Linked DNA regions of Mus musculus: regions 1, 2 and 4 are each linked to region 3. A link is a loop called in an ENCODE intact Hi-C map of the cell type or tissue named here. Cell type or tissue: gastrocnemius. All regions are shown on one strand. Each heading gives the region's core, and the rest is flanking DNA. Links, peaks and the distances in the headings are about the cores only. Region 1 overlaps Cmss1 (cms small ribosomal subunit 1). Region 2 overlaps Cmss1 (cms small ribosomal subunit 1). Region 3 overlaps Cmss1 (cms small ribosomal subunit 1). Region 4 overlaps Cmss1 (cms small ribosomal subunit 1).

Region 1 (6,276 bases), core at 526-5,525, 77 kb before region 3:
AGGAATGCCTATAGCCTCAAGTCAAAGAGGGATATAATGACTGTAACTTAAGGCATTGGACCAATGACACAGTATTTGGATACTGTTTTAGGAAGTAGAGTAGATTTTAAAGGGTTGAGATTAAAATAACATGGCTATCATTAATCTTTAGCTTCTTTACAGTTTAAACAAAAAAACCTGTAAAGACTAATTGCCTTGCAGCTTAAGAAAATAAAGATACTGTCTCACTTACTTAGAAACTTAAGCTGTCTTGTGGATGTAGATTAATGTCAATTTAATGTTCGTACATTGCCAATAAGAAACTGGGCCAAGGCCACTAATATGTCACAGAAGATGCCAGATGGCCATAAGCATCCAATTATAGAACAAGGGAGCATTCAGCTCTTCTAAGCAAAGGTCTGGATGTAATTAGTTAAGCCCTTAAAGCATACACCAGACCCAGGCCTACAATCCGGCCCTTGTGAGGCCGAGGCAGGAAGGCTGCCATGAGGTTCCTGAATGAAAACGTGAAAGAAAAAGGAGGCCATGATGGCTCCTGAGGTATGGAGATGATCTGTACTGCAGAGATAAGGGAGAAAGCAGGCCAAGGGAAGAGTCCAGGCTGAACATGGCCAGGGGGTTAACTGGGTTATGAGAGGAGAGAGGGGAGGGAGAGCAAGAGAGGAACTGCTGAACAAGACAGCCACATGGGCCTACAGGAGGCTTCCGAGAACTCTCAGTTATGGCTAAAAGAGACACTTCATCTCCACAGTCTCATTAGCATAGCAAGTGTGCTGAAAAGAGCAGCATCAAAGGAAGAGCGAGATAAGAAGGCTCTGACTCACATCAAAGCAACCCATCCGAATAACCAAAGATCTCTAAGCATACACTCTAAACTCAATGGTGGCATGGAAGGAAAGCAAAGAAGCCCTGAAGAAAAACTCTTGTCAGTCTAGATTACCACATCCAGAAAAGCTATCCTTCAAAACCAAAAGGCTAAAGGGCAGTACCAAACTCAGGATATACTGGTTTATTTCTATAATTGCGTATAACAGTTTAAAAGCAGGCACAGTTAGATTAAAATAATAACATAATGAAATAGTTATGTTAAGTGTGGTCTTTCTCTCTCACCTTGTATGTGAGATGATGATATAATGTCTGTGTGACCTGAGGTGGATGGCATAGGCATTGTGCTGTATTTCAGGCTCTCTGTAAGGGACACTGCAACAAAGGCACTGTGTTGCCACCACGGTCCATGGACAACCGAGCCAGCTATTAAGTGATGGATAGGAAGTATATACCGCGTGGATGTATAGACATCACCAGGCAAAGTGATGGTTCACATGGTGAATGAAGAGGTGGCACAGCAGTTCATTTTGTTACTTGGAATGGTATATCACTTAGATGTATAACTGTGGCGCTCACAGACCCCAAGAGTGAACCTAGTTCTATTATGTTGATAAATGGACCAAGCATCAAACTGTTCCCTGAATTAATATATCAGTAATCACAGGTTATCGGAGCTTACAGGTCTTGCCAGAGAAGCATCTCTGTGCAGAAGACAGTGATTAATTAATAAATTTACAATCAGTCAAAGTGCAGAGAATGAGTGTATGGAGTGCTCGGCCACAAATGGAACGTTGTCACTATCCCTAAGGCTTGGGAACCATCATCGCGGAAGAGGGGACAGGAAGACTATTAAGAGCCAGAGATCACGGAGGACTACAGTGAATCAGTGTCTTGCAAACACACGGGACTGCTGTGCTCATGAATTCTCACAAACTCTGGCTGTCTGCACAAGATCTACACAAGATTAAGCCGGTGAGCACTCTAGCATGGAGGTTGGGTTCATAGTCCCAACTCCTAACTATTGACAGCTGATGGCTTCTAATGGAGGGAGAGTGACTTTTCCTTAAGATGTGTTCCCAGGAGGACTGACCATGTAGTGGATTGCTCCACATCCATGAGTATATGGGCAATACAAATTGGACTCGGTAGGCTATTTTTTATTTTTAATAAAAGTAAAAACAGAGGAGGGGGATGTAGGAGGTAGATATGAGAGGGGTTGGGGGGAAACAGGGTGAATATGATCAAAATATGATTTTTGGAGAAAAAAATAACTTATTCTAGATTTATCCACTTCAAAGCACGGAGAACAAAACCATGTGTAAAGGAGAGCTATGCATGACTCAGTCACGGAAGAACTCTCTAATAAAATTAGGTTATACTTCGCAGATTGCTCTTTCCCCCAAACCATATGCCCGCATGGCCTCTCTGATGTTCAGCAAGGGCCTAACATAGCCTTTTATGGGCTTATGGGGGAAAGTCTTTTGCTTCTACCTGTGGATTAACCACCAGTGAGTCCCACAGCTCCTAGTATTACTAGCTTGTGTTAACAGGGTCAGAGGATAAAATGGGGAGAGCTCCTGGGAGCCTTAGCTTCTGGTCAGGAGGCAGACTAGAAACACTGTTCAGTTGTAAATACAAGACTTTACAGGAAAAAATAACATGAAGCAGAACAAAGACTCGAAGAATTATTTCTGGGCTTCACTACTTAATTGAGCAATTCAGTCTGATGACCTGAACTCAATTCTCAGAGCCCACATGGAGCAAGGAGAGAAGTGATTTCAAGTTATAAGCTCCACACTTATATGCTGTGGCATGTACACATGCATGCACACACACCACCACCACCACCACCACCACAAATACATGTAATAAAAATTTTAAAAAAGAGAGAAACACTGTCAAATTGTTCCTCTGAACAATGACTCCTTGTGCTATTTCCCTGCCTCCCCTTTGTGAACAAAACGACCAATGCCCGTTCCACCGCTGTTGTTGGCTCTGCTTCCCCTTTAGCTTCATGGTTGGAAAGAAATGGAGGAGTTAAGTCTATTCCTGATCATCCTCAATGTCTTCAGGCCCCTCTGTGACTGTCCCCTTTGGAAGTAGACTAACAGAAGATGGCAGAAATAATAAGGCATCAACTCCAAGCCGATGCCATAAAGGCTTCAGGGTTAGGGCTCTTGCTCAGCACTTCTTTGAGCAACAGAGGAAGCCGGTTGCAATGCATTGGGTTCTTGTAGAAGGACTGAGTCAAAAGCACATGAGTGGGCTTCAGGGTCGACTCTCCAGTGGAGACCCCACTCAGTCCACAACCCGAGTGGTATTTGATTAAAGATGTGACAGCAGACCCATTTATCTAAACCATTATAACAGAAACAGAGAACAAACATGTTTTAATGGACCGTTTCTTGTTTTAACAAGAATGAAGAATTTTAGATTTTAGAAATACAGAGGAAACTAAGTATGAAAAAATGCTCAGGTAAGGAGCAGCACATGGGCATGGTGGTGCATTCCTTTAGCACCAACACTCAGGGCAGAGGCAGGTGGTACTCTGAGTTCAGGAGTATCCTGGGTTATAGAGTGAGTTCCAGGGCAGCCAGGTATACACAGAGAAACAAACAAACAAACTGGCACAGTGGAGGTGTGGACTCAGTAAAACAAATGTGTGGTCCAGTTCAAGCAAAACAGGGATGAATTCTAGAGGAAGAATCAAATGAAGAGGACTCACAGGGAGCCATGGGATTACCAGAGGGACTGCACAGACAGTCTAGAAAAGAGAGGAGATCCAAGCTCTTAATGTCCATGTGGAGCCTTTCTGGGAGGCATCTGTGGCAGGAAGTTAAAACAGGTCTGAGAGGCGAGACTAGGTCTCAAGGCTCCAAGGGTCCTCTGTACACAGCAGTATCATGGAGATACCATCTGGGACGGTAATAGTGCTTTTGTGTGCATGGTAATGTTCCATCTCCTTATGCTGTGTGTGCTATTAGAAGACCGAGTCCACAAGAACAAGGCTGAATTTTTAATGGGGATATGATATAAAACCCTAGGTCAACATAACTGTTTACACTGTATACATTTTTTTAATATTTATTTTATCTGTATGAGTGCTTGCCTGCATGTCTGTATGTGCACCACATGCATGCCTGCTGCCCTGGAGTTCAGAGGGAGTTGCATCCCCTGGAGGTAGCGTTATAGATGGTGTGAGCTACCATGCGAGCTCTGGGAATTGAACCAGCTCCTCTGCAGGAACAAGTGCTCTGAACCACTGAGGCTTCTCTCCAGCCCCTTAAATACATTTTATTTTTCCTACTAAAATATAAAAGCAACTGAGAAAACAAACCTCACTGGTTTATGGTCAGGAAAACATGGTCTTTTCATGGGCAAAGAAAGTAAAAGCTTTCTTGAATCCAGTGACAGCTGACGTTAGGGTCAAGAAAATGGTGTGGAGTGGCTGTGGTCGACTTCAGAGCCAAGAGCTGTGATGCTCATAGTGACCATTACCTGTTGGGTTTTCTCAGGAACCGGAGCTGTGTCCTGCTGTGTCATTTCCGTGTCCCCTCCTTCCTCACCACCTGATTGCTCTGAAAGGGGATAAAAAAAATTAGAGTGTCTCTCTCATTCGATACAACCTTGGTAGGACTGGCTTGGAGGTTTAATCTCTTGGCTTCAAAATTGAAGCATTCAGATGCCCGTCTTGTTTAGAATCTGAAAAACTAAAGATCACCCGACATTAGAAAATATTTAATTATGTGTTACAGTTTGCGTCTGAAATGTCCCCTATGGTGTGATTAGGAAATAGTTCAACAAGGAGGCAGGGTAGGAGTAGGGTGTGCACACATTTAATCCCAGCATTTAGGAGGCAGAGGAAGAAGGACCTCTATGAGTTCGAGGCTAGCTTGGTCTACACTATATGGTGAGCTCTAGGACAGCCAGGACTACAAAGAGAGACCTTGTTTCTGGTGGTGGTGATGATGGTGAGACGTGATGCAACATCTAGAAATTGGGACTTACTTTTTGAAAGGAAGCTCTGGGGTGTGTGCTTGATCAAGTACAACCATCCCCTACCCCCTGAAGGATCGGCTTTGAAGGAATGAAAGCTGTTATACAATAACCACTTTACTTAAGCTAAACAAAATGCTACGGGAAAATGTCCCTATCCCTATCAGCAAAGGCCCAGATTCTAACCTAAGTAGGCGGGAAAGATGCCTTAAATTCTTTTCCAACTACCACAAGGGTATTTTCAGAGATGATCAGGGAAGGAGCTGGGAGTTTCCCCCAGTGGTGGGTTCTTCATCTACTTCTGCAGCACCAATAGAGACACCTTGGGGGCCTTAACTTCTAAGTTCCCATGGTGTAAAAGAATTGTTTTTCCCACCCCACTGGGCCGATACTGGAGGAAGACTAGTGGGCAGTCAGCAGTTTCCTATTTATACTTCTTAAAGTTAGGATACCAAGTAGAGCTAGCACTTTCCACACAGCTGAGTAGTAGCAGGGTCATATTTATCTGTACTAATAATTCAGTGCAGCAACCTCTGAAGAGCATGTATAGATACACAATAAAATAAAGAGAAAACAAAGTGAGATCATCCATTTCCCATAGAAAACACGTGGGAAAAACCAGTAAGCAGAAAGGAGAAAAATAAAACGGCAGATGTACACTCTCACATATCAATCATCATACTACAAATAAATGGTGTTAGGCCTGAAGAGATAACTCTGAGTTCGGTTCTCAGCACCCACATTCAGTGGCTCACTACCATCTGTAACTCTTGCTCCAGGAAACCTGATGCCCTCTTCTGTCCTATGAGGGCACTGGCACACATGTGCACATACACACATAAACACTCAGAAAGAAAAAAAAAACAATCTTTAAAAAAGTGAATGGTATAAACATAATAATAGAATGACCTAAAGAGTATGACAGAACTATATGTTGTTTGTAAGAAACTTAAACCAAATATAAGTATTGGCAAGTTCAAAGGGCTAGAAGACAGACATGCAAATATTGGTAATAAAGAAAGCTAGATTGGTCCCACAAGTTATCAGAAAGTTGTTTTAGTTAGGTTTCAATTATAATAAAATGCTGAACAAAATCAGCTCAGGGAGGAAAGTTTTGTTTTTGTTTTTGTTTTATTCCCCCCAGCTTACAACTCCTAATATACAACTGAAGGAATCCAGGGCAGGAAGTCAAGGCAGAAATCTGGAAGCAAAACGGAAGAAGCAGCCACGAGGGAACGGTGCTTACTGGCTTGCTCTCACAATCTGCTCAGCCTGCTTTCTCACACACACCTCCGAGGATCATCTGCCCAGCGGTGGCAATGTCCACAGTGGGCTGGGTCCTCCCGAGTCGGCATTAATACAGAACGAGCCCCACAGGCTGGCCTAGAGGCAACCTGATGGAGGCAGTTTTGAAACTGGGCTACCCTCGACTCAGGTAGCTTTAGCTTTTCT
Region 2 (6,276 bases), core at 788-5,787, 50 kb before region 3:
TGATTGTGTGCCATGCTGTCAGGGGCTGCTTGTGATAGCTATTCTTGGCTGTAAACGTGACACCATCTGGAATTAGGTAAAACCCAAGCAGTTTGGTACAACTCTGAGGGATTTTTCTTAACAAAATCATTTGAAGTGGGAAGACACACCTTCAATCCAGATCTTTTGAGGTGGGAAGACCTGCCTTTAATCTGGGCCAGCCTTTCTGGTGGCAGCCTGGGTAAAGGACATGGGAGAAGGAAGTTTGCTGTTTGCCTGCTTGCTCTTGGCCTCGCTAACGAGTCCATTCCTTCACTGGCATGAGAGTCTGCTTCTTCAGAAGACCGGCTGATACATCCAGCCTTGTGGACTGAACAACTACTGGGTTTTAGATTTCCCCTTGATAGACAGCCAGTGTTGGTTTAGCTCCATCACAGCCTGAAAGCCACTCTAAAAGTTTCCTCTCCCTCCACTTCTCTTCATTCTACCAGTTCTGTGTCTACAGAGCTCCCTGATGAGATTCCTACCTTGTAAGACATTGTTTCTCTGTCTCCCTTATACAACTTCTATTCAAATGTTTCTACCTCCGACTACTTTCCTTTCTGCTAACTCTTTTAAAACTAGCCAACTGCAAAAGACTGTGAGACAGGACTCTAGCCAGTGTGGGAAGACTCAGTCTCTCTCTGCCTTTGAATAATCACTAAGGGCTCTGGCAGCAGGGCTGGGTCGTGGTTCGCTGAGCTGCTTCCATGTTGTGTGTTCCTTTGTGCTACAGTGAGGCCACTATTTCCAGTAGGAGCTACAGGAAGGCTTCCCAGGCCTTGGCTTCCATTTGTTTCTTCAGGTCCTCTCTCCTTTGTTCCCTAGAGTGTGGCTGACCTGTTCCAGCCACATTGACCTCCCTGGGCCCCTACAGTAAACCATGCCTTTTGTGACCTCAGGGCCTTACAAGTTCTGCCTGGAAGGCGCTTTCTTCTTTGTTTTTATATAGCACTGGTCTTACAGATGTACCTTCTTTAGAGAAGTCCCAGGCAACTGGAACAGGCATGTCCCTGTCTCTTTTACCAGGGCACTTTCATTATGGTTACATTTTATGTTTTGAGACAGAGTCTGGTAGCCCAGTCTAGTCTTGAACTTCCTATGTACCTGAGGATGGCCTTGAACTTCGGACCCCCCTGAATGCTGGGATTCGAGTATACAATACCCAGTGTATATTCACTCAAGACCTCTTACATGTTAAGCAAGCACTCTACCCACCGCGCTATGCAGACCAGTTACTTATTTCATTTCTTTTACAGACTCCAATTTCCAAAATGGTGAGGATGGATAATTTTTCCTTGAAACATATTTTTACTATTCGGGACAGTGTCTAAGCACAATAAGTAACCACTGAATGGATGAATGAATATAATTGCAAATAATAAAGTTAGAAGACAAAAGAGCATCTTTTTTATTGTGTTTTGACTACCACAAATACAATTATACCGTTGTAAATCTTGCATTGCTGTGAGACTTTGTTCATGGCTTCATTTTAACTAGGACCACCCTGAGTGACTTGAGGCTGAGAGAATGGAGACCTAACGTATGGCTACAATTAGAGCATTTCAAAAGGACTGCTTTAAAAGACCAGGTTTGGCACACAATATGGTCTGAATGGGGACTGGGCAGTTCTTTCGTATTTAAAGACATTTGTGGTTGAAGGCAAAGCTGCCATTATGTGTGTGGCTTGGTGTTCCTGAACTTGGGGGGGAAATTAGAAAGAACCTTAAAGTCCAGCAAGAATAGAGAGTACAATGGACTGTTGAGAGTCTTGTGAGGCCACTCGAAGGGAACACCCTTGTCCTTGTCGTTTGACTCTGTCTTGGGCCATCACCTTGTGCAGTTGCCTGCAACTTTGGTGACACCCTGGTATCAAGTCTGCCTCTCAATCCTGCCCAGTGGTTAAAATGGAAGATCCCAAGACTATATTGGGTCTGGTTTTGGGCCCAGTGAAACCAAGCCTGGCAGGTTACCAGGATCCCAGCCACCAGGTCTAGAATTGTCCGGGTACTCACTGGATGGCCTCTAGAGTGGGCCACGAGGCCTTATGCTGATGACAAGCAGCCTTCCTTCAGTCACCTACCATGGTGCTCAGCCCTGACCACTAAGTTCCCCTTGGTTGCTGCAATGTATGTGATTCATTAAGTTCTCCATTAGGTCACAGTGCAGACTACCTGGAGTCAGGCTATCGTCACCCCCAGCCCAGAGTCTCCTTGTGGTGTTTAAATACTCTACTTGCAATGAATGTCACTGGTCTCCCGGCTCGTGACAGCCTCACCCACTCCTTGTCTCCACGGGGCTTGGCCTCCTCAGTCACTACACATTGCTAATCAGAGATTGCTGTGAAGAGGTTCTTATGTAAGTGTCTGCTTAAGGCCTTCCACCATACAGGATACCCAGTGGTACTGAACATGGTTATACAGCTTTCATGAGTAAAACACAAGACCAGGATTAGATGAAATCCAAGTTCCATTTCAGGGGAAACATTCAGAGTCCTAGGAAAAGTTCTTGGGGGAGGGTTAATCTTATGTGTTTTCCTCTTTCTAGTTCCCGGACTAATGTCCTGTGAAAATGCCTCTGGTTGCTCTCCACTGTGTACACAGCACAGGAGATTTCACGCATCTAAAAGACTCCAATCATCCAAGCCCAGACAAAGAGTCTACTTGGTCCAAAGCTGGCCCCAGTGGCCCTGTTCTTGCGGCAAAGGAGCAGTTTGCTATTGCGAAGCCATCCATGGTACCTGCTAGGGTGTCTGGTTTCTACTGTGTCCTCGCTTACTTCCTGGGCAGAGACCTGCTCCTCTTCCCAGGGTGTACTGTTCAAATATTTATACCCCATTCCATGAAGACTTTGCTACCTCCACCTCTAAAAGGTTCCACCAGTGTTATTCAGCCCCCGCACTGAAAAGTACAGCCCATTAAAACCTGGGATTTGCACGACTGCCTCTCGCACTGGACCAAGTTCACGGTGGCCAGGATGACATTTTATTTTGTCCTTGGAGTACCAACACCCAGTGCAATTGCTGACAGTGTGTTATGGGGAGCCAGTAAGTCTCTGTTAAGTGAATTAAACACATGCTTATTGATATGCAGACCTGTTTCTGGTCATTAGAATCAATAGGAGTTAAGGCAAAGCTTGGAGAGATTCAGCTGGCCTAACTTCTCTTTATCATCTGTGTAAGGAAGAAAATAAGACCAGCAAAAGACGCCATTCTAAAAGGGGCGAGGGAGGCGAACGCCTGCGCTCATGCACGTCTGTATTCACATGCTGGTTCACTCATGCACGTCTGTATTCACATGTTGGTTCACTAGGGAGAGTTGCTGCAACTGTCTCTTCCTTTCCTTTGCCCCAATTTTCAATGAGCCAAGGCCCACTGGAAGGGTGCATGGATGCAGATGGGAAAGAACTATGTAGTGACACAAAATGGGCAAGGCTATGGATGATGGTGGCTCTGCCAAGAGAAGACCATTGCATAATGACCCCGAAGTAGGTCACTTGAGGATTGCCTCAGAGCTGAAGCAGCTGCCACCTGGTGTCTTGGCGTTCCAGAGGGACAAGGAGACACTGCCCTTGGAAACCCGAGTGGGCAGATTATTTGCAAAAACAATTTTCAGAGGTCAAGGACACATCTTGCTCATCAAAACCACAAGAACTTAACCTGTTATTATCATTTTCTACTTCAAAAAGATATGAGGCCTATCTTATCATACTCATCATTCCACAAAGCTGCCTCAGGTACAAGCCAAAGGACAGAGGCTCTCCTGCTTAGCAGACTGTTCTCTTGGTATTTTTCTACTCTGTGCCTTATCCACACCTTTATTTATACAAATCTCTTTCACCCCGCACTTATGAAACAGCAAGGAAAAAGGGTCATACAAGAATTTTAAATCTAAAACTTTTGCTGGTAATAAACTGCTAGAAAAAAAGTTTAACATTGCATAGTTTTCCTATTTCTTACTTTTTAGGTCACTGAGATGCTGTTCAGCTACCACTTTTTATGAGTGCTAGGGACAGAAACCAGGCCCTTGCACACAGGGGACAAGTGCTACACCCCTGTACCACATGCCCAGCCCGGAGAGTGACTCAAAGCTCTCTAGCTCTGGAGTTGTTACATCATTTGTTTACCTGTTGAAGCAGTCTGTGATGCTCTGTCAGTCTTTCCTCGGATTGCTGGGGACCAGGAAGGAGCAATGTGCACTCCAGAAGCCCCACCCCCTTCTAGTTTGGGAAAGACAAGTATGCTGGCAATTGCACTAAGTTGGGAGTGAGGGAGGGAGTGTGTATCCGGCTTTGGGAGAACAGTGGTGGGCACTTTACCCTGCAGTGCAGAGCTGACAAAGGGAAAGAGGAGATGCAGGATTTAAAATAAGGGAAATAGGCATTAGGGTGTGTGGGAACTATCTCCAGGACAAACTCCCCAAATTTTACAGTTCACAGAAAGAAAAAAGATGGATAACAAAGTAGTTTAAAGTTCACTGTACTAGAGCTAGCAGTGATCACTTGTTTAAGTCTAGTAAGAGAAGCAATGGGCGGTTCTCAGGAATCATTTTAGATCATCGATTCACAGACTTGAAAAGTATCAATGCTAAAAATAGAACTAAGATATTGTCATTTCAGTTCAAAACGACCACAGAACAGAAGACAAGAACAGAGAGTTAGTGAAGACTATAAACACTTTTTCTTTGATTCTTGCTTACCTGACTGACCGGTCACTGGGCAGGTGCCAGCATGCCCAGGAATTAGCCAAGAGCATTCGTTCAAACCCATCCTGTGCAGATGTCCATTTCCAGCAGCTACTGTGATATGGAGGCTGCTGGAAGGACTTGGAGCATCTGTCCTTGGTCTCAAGTTTCAAAACTGAATTAATGGACAGAATACCAGTTCCAGGCTTGAACCTAAGATTAGGATTATCTCATTTTAGAAGGTATATAAGAAGTGACAACAATTGGTCTTTGGTCAGCTGGTTCTGCCCAGGTGGAAATGCAAGACAAGCAAATCAATGAATGGTGGCTGTTTCATAGATGGCTTACATCTCTTGAGTCTATAGTGCTATTACAATTTTCAATAAAAAGACACCCTTCTTCAGCTCTTTCTACAGGAGCCCATTTGCATGCACGAGTGACTAGCATTATGTACAGTCACACCTGCCTGCCACCATTGCCGCAGTGAATTTCCATGACTTTGTGATCATTTGGAATGAGATTCTGTTCTCATGAAACAACCCTTGCCATTTCTTGCTCCCCTCCCAAATCTTTGGTTACCCCATTTTCCTTTCTGTTTCTGTCAATCTGACAATTCTAGGTAACTCACAGATGCATGATCCTAACAGCTTGTCAATTTGAACTTAGCTTGTTTCACTGAAGATAAGGTCTCCATGGTTCATCTGTATTGTAGCCTGCCCGTATTGGAGTCTCCTTTCTTAAGCCACAGTAATTCTACATTGTATGTATCTATGACATTGTACTTACTTAGCCACCTAGAAAACACTTGGATTGCATCTGTTTTTTGGACAAAAAAGTACCCTAATATATCAGAATTTTATAACTTCTATATACAATTAATATAAAGATTATTGAGACAGTTGATTTTTTTGCTAACTGTTGAAATTCACAGTATATTTCACAATCATAGCATAATTTAATTTGAACTAGACATGATAATTAAATGTAACCCACTACAGATCAAAAGATATTCTAAAGAATATCATTAAGGCTTTTGTGAAGACTTGAATAGGATTAATGGATTAGAACTAAATCTATGTTAATTTACTGATTTTGATTGCTCTGCTGTGATTGTATAGGAGTGTATCCTTGTCTTTCAGGATAGCCACACTGAAGCATATAAATCAATTCAGGATATAATGCACACATGCAAAAAACACACACAGGTGGGGGAGGGAAGCTGCAAATATGAAGTGTCCAAAGAAGAGCATTAGTATAGGTTATCTATGTTACATATACTTCCTGTGAGTCTGAACTCACTTCAGTGTATTAATTAAAATGAAGAGCACAGGCTGGTGCAAAGGTCAGAGCGTAAAGGTGCTGAACCTGATCCTTCAAACCCACGTGGCAGGAGCAATGATTCTCACAATTGTTCTCTGACCTAGAAACACACACACACACACACACACACACACACACTCTATAAACACACACACACCATAAACACATACACACAATAAACACACACACACCATAAACACATACACACAATAAACACACACACACCACCAACACACACCATAAACACACACACACA
Region 3 (6,276 bases), core at 878-5,877:
GTCAAGCACACCCCTGTATCGAGGAATTCACAGAGACAACCAGGCCAGGTGGTCACTGAGAAACGTCTGTCTGTGTCAGACCGAGTCCCTAATGCACTTAATCCAAAGGCCTGGAGAAGTGGGGTGACAGAGGTAGGCTCGAAGTTGTACTTTAGCTGAGAATTTGGTGCCTAATTCTAAAGTATGATCCATACATTATGAGGGTCACACATCCAGCCTGCACATCTGGATTAGCATCGAAGGATGGAAAGGTAACACCGAGCTCACTCGCCTGATAGGGACAGATGACCCTGTGAAGCTCTGCAGGGAAGAGGCGTTTACGTTCATTGTTAGTGTATGGTTCAGGATGTTAGATCACAACAATTTAATCATCACATCTGGCAAAGCTTTGCTGAGGACACCAACTAAAGGGTCATGGTTCACACGTGGGAAATAATGCAGTCGGGTGCCCCTTGCCTCTGAATCCTTTGGAAGTCTCATCACTTCTCCAGGGTGTAAGCTGTCCGAGAGGTTTCGACCAAGGAGGAAGCTAAGAACCAGAGGCAGGTGAGGGGAAGACACCAAGTGAGAAGAACAACATGACAGTGGAAATAAGTGGGGGGCACTGGACAAGAACCACTTGAGAGAAATAGCTTGGGTTAGGGACGGTACTTTTGGAATTCAGTAAAATGAAGGTTTAAACATGGACTAAAAAGATCTGTCAGGAGTCTGGTTTCCATCCTGGACTCTAGAACATTAAAGCTGGCCTGGTCTCCGACTAGACATTAGTATGGAAACCTCATGCTTTAGCTTTCCCGAACTTCCTCTATTCTTTCTTTCTGGTATGTTTTAGTGAATGGTCAGGAACCCCGGTAGGCTTGCAGCGAGGACCTAGTACCCCCACTTCCTCTTTCTCTTAGGGAGGGACCCATCTTCGGCAGGAGGCAGAGGCTCCAAGGAACTGATGGTTGCCCAGGCAACTCTCCTACAGGAAACAGGAGGTCAAGGTCCCTGTCCCTCACTCTCTTCTGCACCTACATTGTCACGCCCAGCTAGCTGGAGAAAAGCAAATCCTTTACAGATGGAGAAAGAGAAAGTCAGGATGAAACAGTGCGTTTTTCTTCTATTTCTCCGGTACAAGTTGATAGTAACATGTTTGAAACAGGAGAAAAGCCCAAAACTGGAAGTTTGGAGATACAGGTCCATGTAAGTAAAAAAGCACGCTCTTTTATAAAACCATAAAAGAAGAGGTGGCTGAGGCCTGTGAGCTCAGTAGATCAGAAACAGTTCAAGGGCATCCTTGGCCACATCGTGAACTGGAGGCCAGTCTGGGCTGTGAGAGATCTTGTCTCAGAAAAGCAAAATAAAAACAACAAAACATCACCATTCACAGTAAGAAGCCCTCAAGCAAGCCTTTTCTCTTACAGAAAGAACTCCAACTAAAAGCAAAAGAAACAGGAGCAAAAGATGGGATCATACAGGAGTCTAAAAAGGAAACATCACACACAGACAAAACCCCGAGATGAAGCTTCCACTCACGCGCAGTGATTGATGGTGCTGAGGCGGAAGTCACTGCCTTAAGCTAACATGTGAGCTTACTCTGTGGTGAATGAGGCAGAGGCTGTGGAGAAGAGAGAGGCCATGGGACTTGAACTCTCGTCCTAAGGAGGAGCAGAGTATGCCAACCCAGCACTGGCATGACAAAGAGCACACCCAAGGAGAAGAGTCTGATGTTTCAGACTACTACTGATGTTTCTCGTAGCTTTATTCTATATTCTTCACACTTTTTTAGTCTTATGGTGATGAAGATTCCCCAAAATTTGCAAGAGGAAAAAACCCGAGCCCCTTCCTCCCCAAATCAAATCCCAGTTATTACTCCGCAGGCAAAGGTCAATGATTCTCACATTAATGAGATTCAGGATCATGCTTGGCTATAACAACGGTGAGCCCAGAGTATTTAGGACAAGCCGTTTGGTAATAATTACCTCAGTCTCTTATTCTGACCTTATTATGGTCAAGTGTGTATCCGTAACCAACTGAAGCTAATTTTAATGCGTGGGTTTTCTATTTGAGGATAGAGAGTTAAGAAGGATGCTAATTGAGAAGGGGGAGGGAGAGAGTGAGGAGCAAGAGCAGGAGAGCATGCTCACTCACACTCGCAGGGTCGAGCAGGTACAAACTGCCCTATGAGTTTGTCAGAAAGAGCTGGATAGCCTTGTGTCTTCCCTCTAGTCCAGCGTGGTTGTTTCTGCTCTCTTAGAGCGAATTTCTGATTATACCCTCACAAATGGACTAGCTCTCTACTCTGCGCCCCCACCCCAAATTGTGAAATTTCTGGCAGAAATGAGATCTGTCAAAACAGGTTCGACGTATTTTTATTGGTTCCCCCAGACCATGACGACATTCCCTGAGAGGCTGTGCCAGGAAACTATTAAGGGCCGTGAAGCAGCAGTGAAAGTTCTTAGGAGTACAAGCTTGTCTGGTACCCCAGGAGGCAGTGCAAGCAGCCACCAGCCTGTTGGCTGGGCCACTGTCTCAACTGTGCGCATGTCACCACACACACACACAGACACAGACACACACACACACACACACACACACACACAACTGTGTGCATGTCAACACACACACACACAGACACACACACACACATACACACACACACACACACACACACACACACACACACACACACTCTTAGAGAACAGTAGACTGTCTTTCTAAAAAGAAACATTTGGGACACAATGGGCAATTCCCTTCCTGCCTTCTAATCCCCTGCTTGCCCAGAGTAGAATAGGCAGCAAATGGCTGAGGTAAGAGCGTTGCACAAATAAGATAATTCATTCAAGCAGTTAATAGGTCCGTTCTCAAGCAGGGAGGCTAACCAGACCTACACCTGGATCGTGAGAACGGTGGCTTTCTCCCCAGATGGAAGAAAGGCTCCATTCTAAAGCCAGGTGCAGAAATGCAGCTGCACTCTTGTAAAGGACACCACTGAGTCTGCTGGTGCTGAGAGCACTCTGTTAATGGCTATGCGAGTGCCTAACGCTGCCAGTCTTAACCGAAGCAGCAGCCTTACAGAAGATAAGAAACTAAACGGAAACAAAGTGTGGAGGTACTGGACTGTTGTGGAGATTTCCAAGTTTGTCAACTGATACCTGGTGACAGTCATGTAGATACTTGGTAAAGTTAGGACTGGATCACAAGCTGGTCCCTGATCTATCAGATCCGTCTGTTTTATAGCGCCACCTGCTGGATGAGGGTGAGAACAAGCTGAACTTTTCTTGGACTGATAACCTATGGATTAAAAAAACACAATGTTTTTTATATTACTAATTCATGGAATTCTGATAGTCTTCTCTGTGCTGGAGTGCTTGCACAAAAGGTCACGGTCAGGTTTATCTTCGCTGTTGTTCTAGCCTCCCACCGTCTTGTCATGAGCACCTCCTTTAGGATAGCTACATGAGTGCCCTGCAGCCGTGCACATGACGTGTCCCTCTCACGCTGAATACTTAACTGTCCTTTTCCATACCTGGGTCATCTGAATTATGTCCTGTAAAAGATAATTGTCTGTAAGACGCCCAAAAATATTCCTTTAAGAAGAAGATAATTCTATTCTATTCTCATAACGAACCCTCCTCAGGAAAACATTAATTACTCAGCCCCAACACGGTCAACTGCCAGAGAGTACTACGTTCCTTCCCTAGAAAGTGAAGAAGAGAAAAAAATAATCTATGTTCAAAGCAATTTTGGCTTAACCTTTAACATAATACATAAGTTTTTCGACTTTGAGAGAAAAAGCTTTGAGTCCAAAATATCCCATCAGACCCTCACAGCTGATGCACTGCAAGCCAGAACTGTGTGGGTAGCTGCTGACATTAACTGAGTTTGTGAGCTCAACAGACAAAGATCCAGAGTCAATGGAGGATGTGATGGCTTGAATGATAAATGGTTCCCATAGTTTGGGGCATCTGACTACCTGGCCCCCAGATGTTGGTGTTTTTTCTGGAAGGTTTAGGAGGTGTGGCCTTGTGGGGAAAGTATATCCCTGGGCGCAGGCCTTGGACTGAAAGGCGATCGCTGTTTCCTCTGCCCCTTCCATGCTTTGTGTCTGTGCACTGAAGATGGGAGCCCGCAGCCTCCTTCTCTGGTTGCTGTGGTATACCTGCCGCTTGCTGCCACGCCTCCTCACCACAATGCCCTCGTCTCTCTGGAACTGCAAGCGCAGATACACTCTCTCTTCCTTAAGCTGCCTTTGGTCACCGTGCTTTGTACAGCGACAGAAAAGTGACAAGCCAGTGACAACTTGTAGATGTGCTGAGAAGGGACAGGAAGGGTGTGTGTGTGTGTGTGTGTGTGTGTGTGTGTGTGTGTGTGTGGTGATGGCACAGTTTATTCTGTTTGAAGTAGGACCCCCTATTTTGGGTCAAATTGTGAACACAGGAGTTTTTCCCATTTCATAGATGAGATCTGGAAACACAGGCAGACTCTGGCTGCACGGCTCCCATATTCTGTGTGACTTTCTCAGTAGTCCGGTGAGGGGGAGTTAGACTCCACGCTTGCTCTTCCGTGCAAAAGTGCACCTGAGCAAGTCTATTTGGGACACGTATTTTTCATGTGTTTTTCTGAAGAAAGAAAACAGTCTCTTGAAGCAGACTCTCCTTGGAGTAAATAAGATAACGGTCTATGAAGGTAGTCATAAAGTAACCTGGCCAGTGTACCCCAGGACTTCAGAATTCCAACTGGACCCCGGGTGGCTAACAGGCAGCTTCACATGTTTCTTGCTTTAATCACCACTACCCACGACATTACCAAAACATTTATTTAGTCTGTTTTTAATCTCACCACATGGCAAATGACTGCCCACATAAACAAAACACTTTAGTGCTCTATGAATTCTTTGCGACTGAGACCCCTGGAGGGAAAGAAATGTGTAATGGCTACCTGAAGCACACTGAGTTTTCTACAAGTGAGTGATTGACTCTCATTCAAAAAGGGAGAAGGAGAAGTAAAATTCTCCAAAAGAGCAGTGGAAGGGCATTTTGGGTATTATACACACACCACAGAAAATCAAGGGAGCCCTGCCAGCTCCTAACTAACTATGAGAAGCACGAGATAGAAGTCAGCTGTGGAGACATAGGCAAGGGAAAGAGACAAGGATTTCTTTGAGAGGAAAAGCCATGTAAGCTCCCCACACTGTGCATGGTGGAGGTTGTAGTATGCCTTAGAATCATCCAGAGGACTTCTGAGTAGTGGTTTTCAAGCTATAGGGGCAAAACGTCAGCAGTTTACTAGAACACTGATGGCTAGCTCGTCCCCATTCAAGAGATTTGGATTCAGCAGGGAATGGATGGGCCTAGAAAATCTGCATTTTCGATGCTGACACACACACAGCATCACCCACATTCTGAGCAACAGAGAGGCAGCATCCCCAACAAGTTGCCAAGAGAATATCACACTAACTGTTCAGTGTGTATCTCCACCGCATTCCTGTCTATATGCCCCCACCTTATTCCCTTAGCCTTATCATTCTCTGTGTCATTACACACTGTATGTCTACATACAATGTATCTCTACAATACATACTGTACAGCACCAGACTCTGCTATGCACATGGCTTGGATGTGTGCCCAACATATATTTGTAGGTATATCTTGCACAAGCAGTATCAAGATTCAAACCTTTGATTTCCAAACTAGTCACTCTGTGAAAGTTCAGCAGAATTTCTTCAAAACTTAGCTGTTTTGGTCACTTGAGTCGTATGTGGTAGATCACAACATGGAACTTACTAGAAGTGATTCTTATACATGAGTGCCACTTGCCAGCCTTCCCTCAATGACTGTGATGTTAAAGAAAAGCGCCAAGCAGAAACCATGTGCACCATTTGAACTGTGAACATTTCCCAAGTCTTTGATCAGTGTCTTCCTTCCTCCATTCCAGACCCTTGTGGCCTGTGGAGAATTCCGAGGACCTTAAGCAAGTTCTGTGAACCTAGGGTTGTATTTATTAAAACTTAAAGAATGAAAACCAGCTATGTCATAAATGAAGTCAATAGACCCCAGAGCACTGAACCCAGCACGGTCCTGGCAAGCCACATTGGTCCGACACCTGAGAAGTGTTTTCCAAGTTAGAAAGAAAAAGGGAGCAGCGTGCACTGCATTTGTGTGACGTTGTTGGGACGGGAAGTTGGAAAAAGCCAGTGGAGGCCTGGAGTTGGTGACAAATTGGTCCTTTAAGATACACAGGAAATACTCAGAGGTTTCTGTCTGTTTAGTAAGTTAAATTGCAAAGCAGAAA
Region 4 (6,276 bases), core at 699-5,698, 180 kb after region 3:
TTAGAAGGCTATATGTGCTCTACTGTGAGAGGGTAGAAATCATCATTGCAGATCAATTATAAATAGGCTTCCTGGATAGTTAATCTCTATTGACTGTATTTTGCAGAGCCTCTAACGACTAGCTCCATTTACAAGAGTGCAATAATTAACATAGAAACATCAAAATGAACTTAGTAGCTTCTCATTATTAAATCATACAAAGTTTATTACAAGTGTCACTACTATCTAAAGTCAAAGGATTCTTTTCCGATAAGATTACATATAAAATATAGATTCTTGTCTCTAATTTTAACTTTTTGATAAACTGTACATACGTATGATAGACATACATGTGTGTGTGTGTGTGTGTGTGTGTGTGTGTGTAGAGGGAGAGAGGAATGAGAGAGTCTGTGTGGGAGATTACAGAATTTCCATTCACTGAATTACTGGAACATGCCTGCAAAGGAAGTGATGCTATGCTGGGAACTCCTCTTAGTAAGAAATGTGTGAAGGCAGAGGCGCACTATCCATGAATGGCTGATTGAAGACTGTTTTTGTAACTTTTATTGTTATTTTCTTAAAATTATGTGTATGTATGCGTGTCTCTGTATGGATAAGTGCTTGTGGTGCTTGAAACTCCTGAGATGTCTCCTCAGCCCCAAGAGCTCCTACTTTCTTTCATTGGTCAGAGTCCCTATTTCAACACCAAATTTCATTTACTCAGCCCCACTAATTTCATTAGCTTTTTAAGCTGTAGAATTCCACCACATACTTAAATATCCTGGCAAGTTTGCTTGTCATTTAAAAGGCGTAGCAAAGTCTTGACAAGTTTCCATGGTGGGGGCAAGCTAAATAACTACCCAGAACAGAGGATGGCACACCTCTAACTCCAGCACTCAGCACACTGAGGCAGGACGAGCTCCAGGCCAGCTAGGGCTGCAGAACAAGGCCGCATCGCAATCAATCAAACAAAAACCTAATGAAACATAAAAGCAAGTAAAGGCAAAACCTCTCCCAAGATAATGTCATTGTTCTTTATGGGTAAAAATCACATAACCATCTTTACTAAAAGGTTATCTCATCATAAAGAATGCATCCTTACATATATAAAAGGATTTCTCATCTGGAACCAGAAGTGTTTCAGATTTTGGATTTTTTTTTTCCTTAAGGATATGCAAACACTCATACATGTAAGATAGCTTGGCGATGGAAACACCTTTTACATGCTGAACCTAAAGATAATTTTATACAATATTTTGAGATAATTTTATGCACAAATGAACTTGTATAGTATGAAGGGTTTGTTTTCCTATAGTGTCATGTTAAGTGCTCAAGGGGTCTGCATTTTGGAGCATTTCAGGTTTCAAGTTTTCCAATTAGGGATTCTCAACCTATGCCTGTGCAAAATGGTGACAGGACTATATAAATTCTAATTGGAAGGTCCCCACAATTCTATTTTACAATGCTGAGGCTTTAGACATGCAGTCTTTGAGATCCTAAAAGGGTACTTTTGTTTTATTAATTACTTAATTTACATACCAAACACTGCTCCTCCCATCCCTCCCTCCCTGAGTCTCTCACCCTATCCCTCACCCCCTTCTCCTCTGGGAGGGTGGTACCCCTGGGTATTCCCACATGGGTATTTTCCCCTGGGTATCCCCTCATATCAAGTCTATGACAGACTAGGTGCATCTTCTCCCACTGAGGCTGGACTGGGCAGCCATTAAGACTAAGCTGCCTGTCTGCTACAAATGTGCTGGGAGATGGGGGCTGGGGGTAGAGGGGCCCTTGCTCCATCCTGTGTCTGCTCTTTAGTTGGTGACTAAGATTCTGAGAGCTTCCAGGGGTCTAGGTTTGTTGACTCTCTGTAGGTCTTCATGTGGGGTTCAATCCCTCCTCCAAGTCTTCCAGAAGTATCCCTGATCTCTATCTAATGTTTGGCTGTGGGTCCCTGAATCTGTTTTTCTGCTGCTGGGTAGAGCCTCTCAGAGGACTGTTATGCTAGGCTCCTGTCTGCAAGCAAAACAGAGTATCATTAATAATGTCAGGGATTGGTGCTTGCCCATGGGATGGGTTTCAAGTTGGGTCGGTTATTGGTTGGCCTTTCCATTGGTCTCTGCTCCATCCCTGCATTTCTTTTAGTTGGGACAAGTTCTGAGTCGAGTTTTGTGGGTGGGTCTGAATTTCTGCCACTGAGGGTCCTACCTAGCTACAGGAGGTGGCTTCTTCAGGTTCCATATCCCCATTGTTAAGCATCTCCGCTAAGATCACCAGCATTGACTTATGGGAGCCTCTCCTATCCAAGGTCTTGGGGACCTTCTAGAGATTCTCCTTTCCCACCCCAGGTGCAGATTTCCATTCATTCTCCCCGCCCTCTGGACTTCTCTCCCAAACCTGATCCTGCCTCTCATTCCCCTCCCCCGCTCCTCTCTCCTCTTCAGTTCCCTCCCAGCCTCTGCCTCCTATGACTAGTTTGTTTCCTTCTAGAAGGGTATTTTTATTTTCAAACCATTATAATCAAAGATTCTGTGATGTTTTTATTTATTCAAATAACTCTAAATTGAAAACTATTTTACAGCTTCTTTCATACTGAGTATATATAAAGTAGGTCTTTAGACATATTAAATGAAAGGACTTTATTTGCTTCAGTTACATTAATTTCTGTTATTTCTACATTCTTATGTTCTAAGAATTTCATTCTTTATTTTGAAGTGCCAAGAGAAAATATAATTGGACAAACCACATGTAGCAAAAATAGAGGAATCAAACATGCTTTTCTTTTCTCCCTTTGTGGCATTAGTGGTATAGGACATTGAACTGGGGCCTCTTATACTCAAGCCAAGCATTCTGCCACCTTAGTACTTTCCCAACCACAGCAACCTTCTTACGATCTGTATGTAACTAAGTTAAAGCCAAGACATCCTTATGAGATTCTCCTAATGTTAACATTGTTCCCCACCCCACCCCTGTCCCCAAATGGAATCAAACTGGACTCTCTAAAAACAAGAATCTATCCTAAGCTACAATCTAATAATCTGCTTGGTTTGCAGCCTGAAGTTAGAATTTCACAGCTATAGAAATCTGTATATTGCTACTGGCAAGTGTTGCCCCTACTCTTGGATTATTTTATACTTGCCCCAGGAAGTGAGACTAGTTTGCCCTCTAGAGGGTGTAATGAAAAATGAGGTTTAGTATTTATTAGGTGGGATGTTCCCAGTCTCATAACTAGTAAAGTACAAATAACTAAATCTTTAAGTGATCTGTGGCAGGTGGCCCGATACCAACAAGCTCCATTTCTTCCCCAAATCCCAAGTCCTGAATTTATCCCTATTCTTTCTGGGTCCAGAACACACTCTTGAGAGTGCAGTCTAAAGAAACAAAACCCAGCAAACATAAGACAGACAAGTGACTTGCTAATAAAGTTCCCAAAACAAAAGTGCTGTTAAGTTGATTTTTATTTAGATTAAACACCAAGCCCTTTCCTTTCTGAGAGACCCTTTAAACTATCAAAGCTAAGAAGTACTTTTAGCTAAAAGTAGTCAAATACATCAGAGAAGCAGGCATCCCAAAGAATCTTCAGAGTCCACTGAGAGAACTGTCTAACACCTCTGAGTACTGTAATAATTTGATAATGAATTAAAACTGTTCCTATGCAGAATTGACAAATTCATTGACATTTCATCAGGACAACAGGCTATCATAAGGATTCACTCCTGGCTAACTTTGGGCATCAGTCAGCCATCGCAGGGAAATTCTCTTTAACTACAGCCTCATTTTAAAATTTCTATTTAAAGTATTACTCAGATTGGAAGGCGAAGGAGGGAAGAGGTCTTAGCAAATGATTCTGCATGATTACCTCTGAGGAGTCATGTGAAATAAACCTGGGCATGGTGGTACAGGGTGTGTGTTGTTTTGTTCGCTTGTTGAGACAAGGTTTCATATCTGGCCTAAAACACATTCTGTATTAATAGCTGGGGATGACCTTGAACTGACCTTCTTGCTTCAGTACTGGGGTTACAGGCATGTGCCAGCACACCTAGACTGTTTTGTTATATTTTTTATATAGGCTAGTCATGTTTAAGTAAAAACACAATGTATGAACATAGGCCTTAAAGACTCACAGAACCTACATTCTCCGAATAGGTGCAGGTGGGTTTACTACCAGACAAGTTACTCATGTGACTTAGTAACAAACAATCTCTTCACATGTGGTATCTTTTCTTCCAAGCATTACATGGATACAAGTGAGCAATGTATGCATGGATATATACTGATCATGACAAAACATACTGTGTGGATCCTCGTCAACACTGTGTAGTATAACACTCATCCCTTGATAACGTATTGAGGAAATGGAACAAGGAATGAGTTCCACACAACACTTACAAGTAGAAAATTATATAATACTTCCAATTCGCTGGAGATGGAGGGGGCTGCACTGAACTGAGTAGTAGGCTAGGAAGAGCGTACGCTAGAGGCACTCAGTGGAAGACCAAGTTCCAGCACATGCCTTTGTCAGTGAGTGGTAAGGGCCTTAGACAAGTCTTTTAACTTTTGTGAAAAAAAAGAGATGGAAGTCCAAGGATCTAGCAGTTACTCAGTCTCACGCAGCAAGCAGGCGAAGGAGCAAGAGCAAGAGCTAGACTCCCTTCTTCCAATGTCCTTATATTGTCTCCAGCAAAAGGTGTAGCCCAGATTAAAGGTGTGTTCCACCACACCTTTAATCCCAGATGAAAGGCATAGCCCAGATTAAAGGTGTGTTCCTTAACTCGGAGATTCAATCTTCTGGAATCCATAGCCACTATGGCTCAAGATCTTCAAACCAAGATCCAGATAAGGATCTCCAAGCCTCCAGATAAGGGTCACTGGTGAGCCTTCCAATTCCGGATTGTAGTTCATTCCAAATATTGTCAAGTTGACAACCAGGAATAGATTTTAAAATCATGTGTGGCTCTAACTTCTGAAAAATGGGTAAATTATCTGTGAGAGTTGTCACATATCTATAACCTTTAGGAATAATGCTGATATATAGACAATCTACTGGGCAACTTTGTTTTTCTTCAGAAAACTGACTTCTTTCACTGGCACATGAGGCCTAATAGATGGCGACCTCTTCACACTGGTTTCCTTCCCTAAGAGTCTATGACTTTCTTTTACCTTTCATCATATAAGCCCAAGCCACCAAATGAAGCAGCACTCAACTTCAGGACTAATGGCAGCATGGGTCTAATAATTCCCTGCTGAAGACAATGGCTGGGTTGTTCTTTGCCATCATAGGATGTTTAAGACCCTCTGGCTTTTATTCCTTAGATGCCTCATGAAACAAGAAAATATTTTAATCATAGTTAAATGTTGTGTAGAGGCCAAGGTTGCCCCTCACTGGAAGCTATTACATTTGAAAGACAAAACAACTCTGCTGTAGAAACAGACATTAAGCACTGCAGGTTCTGGGGGGCTGGGGCTTAATTAGATTTGAGGAATAGGTAAGAAATGAACAGGGACGAGAAGCTGAGGTGGTCCACGGATGTTTCTAGGAAAGGCCCACTTGGCAGACCTGGAGCATGCAGGCGAGACCACATCCCATTGTTTAAATGCCACACATAGTGCAGCCGAGATGGTTCTCAGGAAGGGAACAGACCAGTTAGATTGTGACAGGCCTTGAATACAGTGACAGGAACGAGATGGTTCTCAGGAAGGGAACAGACCAGTTAGATTGTGACAGGCCTTGAATACAGTGACAGGAAGCGCTCTGTGTCTCCATAGAAGGCTTCTAGCTAATCAAGCTACATAATGGGGGAGTGGAGGGGGGGGGCTAAGAGGAAATGAGTCCTTTATGAAATATTTCATTTTTTGACAACCCTAACGTGTGGGGTGGGGGGAATTCTGTTAGTTTTAGAGATAAACTAAAACAGACTTTCTAGGTTTTTCATTAGTATGTGACAAAACTGTCACGGTAAAGACATGCCTCTCACTGCCCCATTTTCTGTCCATCGAAACTACTTCAATGCAAGGGAAAGCAGTCAGTATAAACTGTATTTTACTACTTATGGTGACAGACACACTTGCCTAACATTACCCCAGATAGATGCCATTTCAACCAACACCCTAAGAATGCACTTAAACACAGGAAGGGCTCACCCACCATTGTTCTATCTGGATAATATTCACAATTCTCATCAACTGAAACAATCTACCCCTAGAGGCCTAGCCCAGAGTTCATTTCTTATAAAACATTCAATAAAACAGGCAATAGTGATTTATTTTTCCCTCCAACTTTTCCTGAATCCTAAAGCTACT

What was found. Peaks named below come from ENCODE experiments on the same cell type or tissue, not always from the same donor. Only the 100,000 strongest peaks of a DNase experiment are listed, where the experiment ranks them.
Region 1: a loop joins it to region 3, with 2.8 times the contacts of the local background. A loop is called at or near these places in 6 of 42 quality-filtered maps.
Region 2: it touches region 3 in a loop (2.5-fold over the local background); 4 of 42 quality-filtered maps call a loop at or near these places.
Region 4: it touches region 3 in a loop (2.6-fold over the local background); 16 of 42 quality-filtered maps call a loop at or near these places.

The regions. Positions count from the first base shown.
Region 1 is chr16:57,319,138-57,325,413 of GRCm38, forward strand. It overlaps Cmss1 (cms small ribosomal subunit 1), which reads right to left. Exons shown (of 10, transcript NM_025599.3): 2 at 4,327-4,406. Among named protein-coding and RNA genes, the nearest start is that of 4921517D16Rik, 9.4 kb to the right of the region's middle. In gastrocnemius, for the core only: no CTCF peak of the experiment used is centred there; no DNase peak of the experiment used is centred there; H3K27ac peaks cover 1,397 bases.
Region 2 is chr16:57,345,737-57,352,012 of GRCm38, forward strand. The region is part of intron 1 of Cmss1 (cms small ribosomal subunit 1); the gene reads right to left. 4921517D16Rik (a long non-coding RNA gene) reads left to right here. Exons shown (of 4, transcript XR_001781913.2): 4 at 1,519-2,456. Among named protein-coding and RNA genes, the nearest start is that of Filip1l, 4.4 kb to the right of the region's middle. In gastrocnemius, for the core only: no CTCF peak of the experiment used is centred there; a DNase peak (open chromatin) is centred at 3,440; H3K4me3 peaks cover 50 bases; H3K27ac peaks cover 4,666 bases.
Region 3 is chr16:57,395,594-57,401,869 of GRCm38, forward strand. All of the region lies in intron 1 of Cmss1 (cms small ribosomal subunit 1), which reads right to left. The region is part of intron 1 of Filip1l (filamin A interacting protein 1-like); the gene reads left to right. Among named protein-coding and RNA genes, the nearest start is that of Filip1l, 45 kb to the left of the region's middle. In gastrocnemius, for the core only: a CTCF peak has its summit at 3,245 (motif pointing left); a DNase peak (open chromatin) is centred at 3,228; H3K4me3 peaks cover 428 bases; H3K27ac peaks cover 2,403 bases.
Region 4 is chr16:57,574,586-57,580,861 of GRCm38, forward strand. The region is part of intron 1 of Cmss1 (cms small ribosomal subunit 1); the gene reads right to left. Among named protein-coding and RNA genes, the nearest start is that of Cmss1, 29 kb to the right of the region's middle. In gastrocnemius, for the core only: a CTCF peak has its summit at 3,145; no DNase peak of the experiment used is centred there; H3K27ac peaks cover 2,374 bases.